2 separate regions of the Mus musculus genome follow, and region 1 is linked to region 2. Evidence: chromatin contacts called from ENCODE Hi-C or POLR2A ChIA-PET data. All regions are on one chromosome and are shown on one strand. Each heading gives the region's core, a stretch centred on a gene start or an enhancer-like site at or near the end of the contact. The rest is flanking DNA. Distances are from core to core; before and after follow the strand shown.

The links. Hi-C counts contacts between places; a loop is a spot of excess contacts on that map. ChIA-PET counts read pairs that join two places held with the same protein, here RNA polymerase II (POLR2A).
Region 1: a map of regulatory T cell shows a loop between it and region 2 (2.8-fold over the local background). The contact joins the promoter of Cdc42ep3 here to the promoter of Cebpzos in region 2. A Hi-C loop is called at or near these places in 1 of 37 maps with a recorded cell type or tissue (regulatory T cell). POLR2A ChIA-PET finds 5 or more read pairs at or near these places in 1 of 5 experiments (embryonic stem cell).

Annotation. Positions count from the first base shown.
Region 1 is chr17:79,353,464-79,356,803 of GRCm38, reverse strand. It overlaps Cdc42ep3 (CDC42 effector protein (Rho GTPase binding) 3), which reads left to right and starts at 1,713. Exons shown (of 2, transcript NM_026514.3): 1 at 1,713-1,987. Gm17315 (predicted gene, 17315) reads right to left here and starts at 2,105. Exons shown (of 2, transcript NR_165822.1): 1 at 1,800-2,105; 2 at 1-979.
Region 2 is chr17:78,914,515-78,917,776 of GRCm38, reverse strand. It overlaps Cebpzos (CCAAT/enhancer binding protein (C/EBP), zeta, opposite strand), which reads right to left and starts at 1,278. Exons shown (of 5, transcript NM_001177403.1): 1 at 1,084-1,278.

The DNA of each region.
Region 1 (3,340 bases), core at 464-2,963, 440 kb before region 2:
TAAAAATACCATATGTAATGAAAGCTGTGCATAAATATTTATAAAAATACCTTTATCTAACTAGGCCAGTAACATTTAATATTTTTCAATAAATTCATATATAAAATATATACATTAGTGCCAAATGGAACATATATTTTGAAATATGAACCCCAAGTAAAACTCTGAGGAATTCGGAGTGGAACCCAGGTATCTGCCAAAGGCAACTTCGGAGCAGTCGGTCATTCGGAGAAGGGAAACAGTGCCGGGTCCCTTATCTTCACCGACTGTTTTGCTTGTCAAAATTCTGGTATCACTTCTGCGGTTTTGTATTTGACTTCCGACCTCATGGCCGTTTAACCTGCCAACTATTATTTTCTTTGAGGCTTTTAACACTCCACCCAAGTATTTTGCTTTCCCCAACAGTTGTGTCCGCTTCCTTTTTAAATTCATCTTAACGTCGACCGTGGTTTAGGACCTGGGCTTAAAGTGCACCCGGTCTAAGGTTTCAGAGCGATTCAGATTGGGGGCACCCTTGTGATGACCCCGATAGCGCCCAGGGAAGCCAAGGTCTCCAGGAGGGGCTCTGCTTTGTGCCAGGATTTCCAGGCAACCTGAGAGTCCCAGGGTTGGGGCCAGACCTGGAGCGTGCGACTACTCGGGGTTCTAGCTCCTTTTCCAGGTCAACCAAGCCGGCGGGGGACATCAACGCCGGAAAACACCACCTTTTCCTGTCTCCAACCTGGCGGACTAAGGGAGAAGGAAGAGAGGGCGACCAATTAAGACAATTAACATTAATTCTCTGGGTTCCTACAGAGGTCCAGGGACAGAGGGGCGGGTCGTCCTGAGGCCCTGGCTGGGTGACCGACAGGTGCAGGTGTCGCCACGGGCGGAATTTTACGGTCCGGAGCAGCAGCAGCTGCGCCACTTGCGCCGCCTCGCAGAGCGTCCCGGAGAGCCGCCACCCGCTTCCGCAGCTTTAGGTCAATCTCTGACAGACCTGGAGGGGGAGGAGACGTCACCCTCCCGACAGGAAAAACCTGCTGCGTCTGCGTTTCTCTGCGTCCCGCAGGCTCTCAGCCTCCACCCCGCGTCTCCCGCGCGTCAGATCCGCGCTCCAGGTTTTGGCGACAGCTTGCAAGGGGAGCCGGCTGCACGTTGACAGCACGCGACCCTCCTTTTCCCTCCCGAGAGCTACAGCTGCCAGGGGGTCCCCAGGGAGCTGCGGCCGCGCTGCGGCGACCCGGTCAGGTGGCCCTTCTTCCCCGCGCAGGTCCCCTTCCTCCGCTGCGAAGCCCCGCACTGCTAGGTGGGTTAGGTAGGACAGGGAAAGGCGGGGACACGAGGGTGAGCACGAGGGTCCCGGGTGCGGGCGGAGTCCCATTGTTCTCCCGCACCGTACGGACAGCAACGCTCTGGGGTCCCCTCTTTAAAGGGAGCACCCCGCCACTTTTCTTTGTGCCTGAGGGAGCCCCAGCCGGCATTGCCTCTGAGAGAAGCCACCACTGGGAAGGGGTGGAACTGGGAGGTGACAGTGGGTAGCCTTTGTCCTCCAAGAGTCCGCAGCCTCGCCTCCAGTCCTGCGGGTCTGGGGGTGGTGGGGAGGTGGGGGACAGGTACAACGGAGGGACGGTCCAGGTCGGCCCGCACCCTTCTCCCCGCCCTGCCCTGGCCTCACAGCCCCGCCCCGCCCCGCGCCGGCCCCGCCCTGCGTCCTGCGCCCCGCCCTCGGCAGGTTGAGGCCCGGCGTCCGGCAGCCGCGCGCACAGTGTCGCGGGCGCTTCCAACTGCCGCTGGGAGCACAGCAGCGGGACGCTCACCGACAACCCAGTTCCGCAGCGGCTGCCTCCCGGGAGACGCCGCGCGCAGTCCCGGAGCAGATTCTGCGGTGAACCGTTGCCGCCCCTCTGGTTCTGCGCGCACCAGCGAGGACTGTTGCGCCCTCGGGAGGCGACCCGGGCCGACGCCCGGCCCTCCGGGCAGAAGCTAGGAGCCTTAGAGACTGCTGGTGAGTGTGTGACCCAGGCTGTCTCTCCACCTGTAAGACTGTCCGACCCTCAACCTAAGCCCCCTTCCAGCTAGTGCAGATGGTGGCCTTGGAAGACTTAGAGGGTGCGAGGATAATCTACCGCACCGCCTGGTTGAGCTGATGTTTAGAGGATCAAAGGGGACATCATGCTTGACGTCCGGGAGGGGGGATCAGGACGCGGAGCTCTGCCACCTACTTCTTTAGGGTGGGGCTGCAGTCAGCACGGCCCCCTCCAGGCCATTGACAGCCATTCTGGGCGCGTGTTGCGTTTTTCCAGCAGAACAAACCGCACTTGGCTACCGCGGCCCTCTAGTTGTGTGTTTGCACCGATGCGGCGCGGCGCGAGAGTGCACCGCGCAGCTTGGCAGTTTCCGAACTGACAGAGGCAGCACATTGTAGCTGAGGCTCCAACCTGCAGATCTGGCAGTTGGGGGAAAAAAATTTTTTTTTTCTTTCTCGACTGCGGTTTCTGAACAACTGAAGCGTTTACAAGATCTTTACTCCCTCTTCCTCCTCCTTCCCCTCTCCTTCTCCTCCTGCCTCTCCTCCTCCTCTTCCTCCTGCTATTGCTCTTCTTCCTCTTCTTTTCTCTTCCTTCTCACTAAGTATCTTGACACAGCCATGCGAGGACGAATGGATCCGGCCAGTCAGTTTTTTTCTTTATGAATTATTATACTCCACCCCGCTCTCGCCTTTGGGAGGGAAGGCATGTGTTTCATCTTATAAATAGAAAGTAGCATATTTTTTGGCAGGACCTGCTTTATACTGCACCGTCTAGGAGAGGTCAGTTTAAAAATAAATATGCACTTGAATGTTACATTACCGAGCCGGCTGTGGCTGGGACAAGCTGCGAGTACAGCGGCATCAAAGCTGGGCGCACATCTGTGTTGAAAGGAGTTAAAGCCCCAGAGTGCAGCCCCGGCTGACAGTCAAGTAATTACATTTTGTTTAAAAAAAAAAAAGTGAGTGAATTAAAAGGAGGGTGGGAAGAGGAATGTCAGGCAGGGACTGGAGCCTGAATCTTTGCAGCCTTGGTGCGTTTGCGGGGAGTGGGCTGCTGATTGTGTGCAGTGTGTAGTGGGGGCTCTGGGGAGGGAACTGATGGATGTGTTGGGGAGACAAAGATTCCTTCTGCTGCTTCCTCACCCTGGCAGCTTGTAGCCCTCCCAGTATCCTCGAGTTCTGGGAGGGGGTGGAGGAGGGGTGCCGCCTTGAAAATATTAGGAGGGTAGCAGATGTCCCTGCTTTAATAGTAGACCCAGACTTGGGAACTCCCCCTTAACATCACAGGGAGAAATAAGCCTCCCCAGGAAGCAGCCAGGATGCCCCAGG
Region 2 (3,262 bases), core at 29-2,528:
CCAGGTTTTATACAAAGCCCTGGCCCATGGGGGAGAAGTTGACTGGTGGTGACCCAGTCCATGGCAAAGCTTCGAGTAACTGAAGTCTTCCCCCCTGTACGCAGAGACAAACCGAGAACGGGAGCATGCAAGCTATTAGCATGAGTAGTAGGCTCAGTTTCCAACAGTCAAAAGAAGGTGTCTTTGAAGAACCGTTATCCAGTAAATAAGGTTTTGTCTTGCTAAATATGCAAAAGGTAGCTCAGGCTTTATAACTAACTCCCTATAACCCCAAACTACTAAGCTTTTGATCTAATATTCTGATATTTTCCCACTGCTCAATGCTGAGACAGGCTGTTCTTTAATGTTCAGGATCAGCCAGTCCTTTCCCCTGCTTTTACGTCCCTTTCATGGTATCTAAGCATGAAAATAATTAAACACTATCAGGATTCGCCTTGGACTCTGTTACCATGTGTCCCTCCTCCAACGTTCGTTTTTCACTTTAGTAATGGGAATTACTCAGGGACCAGAAAAAAAAAAAACTGTATTATTCTCATTTTTAAAACGAAGCAAATAAAAAACTGGGGAGGAGGCAGAAGGGACAGCTGTGTTCCTCGATTTCCCAGTACTCTGCTAAATCACTGACGGTCCCGCTCAGTTCTAAGTTCTCAAGGGCGGTTTTAAGGTTTCAGGGCGAGGACAGGGCACACCTGCCTGCATCCTGTTCCACAACTTACGGGATCTGAGCGAAATCTTTTTTGATTGGAAGAGAGTGATGCTAAGATATCAAACAGTCCAAATAATGATATTAATAAAACACTTAATTTCTTAAAAACTGATGGACGTGCCACATTCCAAAGCCCTGCGCTTCGGGACTTGTCTACTTAATAATAAAGCACGTTTGTCACCAGAGACACACTGTCCAGACAAGATGGCTCAGGGAGACCAAAGACCACGGAGCCTTGTTGCACAGGAGCGCCTGGGGCTGCAGCGCAGGAGAAGCAACCCTGCGTGTGCTCCAGTGTAGGCCCGAGGGAGGAAAGGCGGCGCTGCGACCGGGGGCTGCTGCCCTGCAAGGATCCAACAGCGAGCACCCAGCCTTACCCGGGGTCCTGGTCCCAGCATGCGTCGCGGCTCGGCGACCCGGAAACGCTCGCGCTCCTGCGCCTGCGGGGCGGGCTCGCTCGAGTGTTCCCCACACCCAAGAATGTCACAGACCCCACGCGCCACACATTGGGGAACAGAGGACAAGAAACACTGCCCGGTCCTTACCTGAGGCCTCCGCAACCCGACTGCGCAAGCGCACGGTCTTAGCGCCACGCCCCCAGCTTTAGCCACGCCCCACAGAGGAACCTGACCTAACTAGCTGTGGGAAGCTGGTATCGTTTAGGCAAGGTTATCCTGCCCGCGGTCACACCCAAGTAAAAGAATTCACATTTGAACCCAGGACACCATCTCCAAACTCTGCACATGGATCGTCTCTCCCACTCTAAACCCAAAATGTATCAGAACGGGAACAACCCATCGCCAGAGAGTGGCCAGAAAAGTGGGACCCTAAATTGGGATTTGCCCTTTAGCCAGGTTCCTAGACAATTCCTTTACACATTAAAGGTGAGAAGCGCTGTGCCTAGGTGCTGCCCAATAGTCAAGAAGAGGGCTGACCTAAGGGAAGGAAAGATAGGAGATGGGGCATAGGAATGCCTAAAGAGGGACCACGTGCATGACAAAGCCTGGAATGTCAGACTATATCCACTTTTATTAAAATGCAGTCTGTCCTCAGAGATCCACAGCCAGGGCTGCACGGAGAAACCCTGTCTCAAACAAGCAAACACAGGAAGCTATGAATGCTGCCCAACAAAACGTTCAAGGTAAACATAATGGAAATTGGGGGAGGGGGAGTGGCTTGGCTTGGCTTAGCTTAGCTTGGCTTGGCTTGACTTGGCTCACTGGTACAGCTAACTGTGCAACACTTATGGATCTTGCATCTTCGATTCCCTGTTCCTGTTGGTTCCGACTGTTGATTCGAACATCTGGACATGTCACTGCTGTTGCTAACCTGACTCTACAGAACTGTATCCATGAGGTGTTTGCCAGTGGATCCAACTACCGCTGCCTGCTAACCTGTGAACTGAACTGATTTCCAGACAACACAGAAGGGAGTTGCTCCAAAGAACCTTTCTAAACAGTTCCACTTCCCCCCCCCCCCCCGTATCCTTTCTTTCCCACTACCTCTGGTGAGTGGTGGGTTACAAGGAAGGTTAAAGTGTTTAAAAACCATCATTAAAAATGGAATTTGAGGGCTGGAGAGATGGCTCAGTGGTTAAGAGCACCGACTGCTCTTCTGAAGGTCCTGAGTTCAAATCCCAGCAACCACATGGTGGCTCAAAACCATAATGAGATCTGACGCCCTCTTCTGGTGCATCTGAAGACAGCTACAGTGTACTTACATATAATAATAAATATTTTTTTTTAAATGGGATTTGGAAAAATTAAAGTTACACCAGGGAGTACAAGTGTCAAAAAGATTATAAGGATTCAACAAGGTGCAAGGTGTGGCCTTGTTGAAGGAAGTGTGTCACTGGGGGTGTGATTTGAGGTTTCAAAAGTCCACACCAGACCCAGTCTTTCTCTTTGCCTATGGATCAGACTGTAGAGCTCTCAGCGACTTCTCCAGCTCCACCAAGTAGACAGTAAATTACCTCTGAAACTGTAGGTCAGCTCTCAATTAAGTCCTTTTTCTTTATGAATTGCCTTGGTTGTGGTGTCTCTTAAGAGCAATAACGCAATGACAAAGACATGGCTCAACTAGCCATTTTTATTAGTGGTCTTTTTGACAAATGCAATGTCATCCAAAAATGATGTATTTAGTGTCCTTAGAAGACACAACTAAATCAAGGAACTTATATGGCGCAATAAAATATATGTTAAGCCCATTTTCTTTGTCCACCATCAATATATCTCCTTTGGTTGATACCCCATTAATGGCAGGTAAAAGAGAGAAACACATTTGTAAAACCAATAGAAGAGGATGCAAAAGCCACCCTGTGCTTACATGTAATGGAGTATCATTATACAGCACATCAAGAACATGTATGCACAAAAGCATGACAAATGTATGTTATGAAAATCCTCAAAACCGTGGGTTTCATGGAATGAAGGAATAAATAAGCACCAGTCCCAGGAGTTCTTTTAAAACATTGACACTGACTAAAACTAAATCATTTACTTTTCATAAATAAGATGACAAAGTTAAAACCAAATGATAAACAGATTTTATTACTTG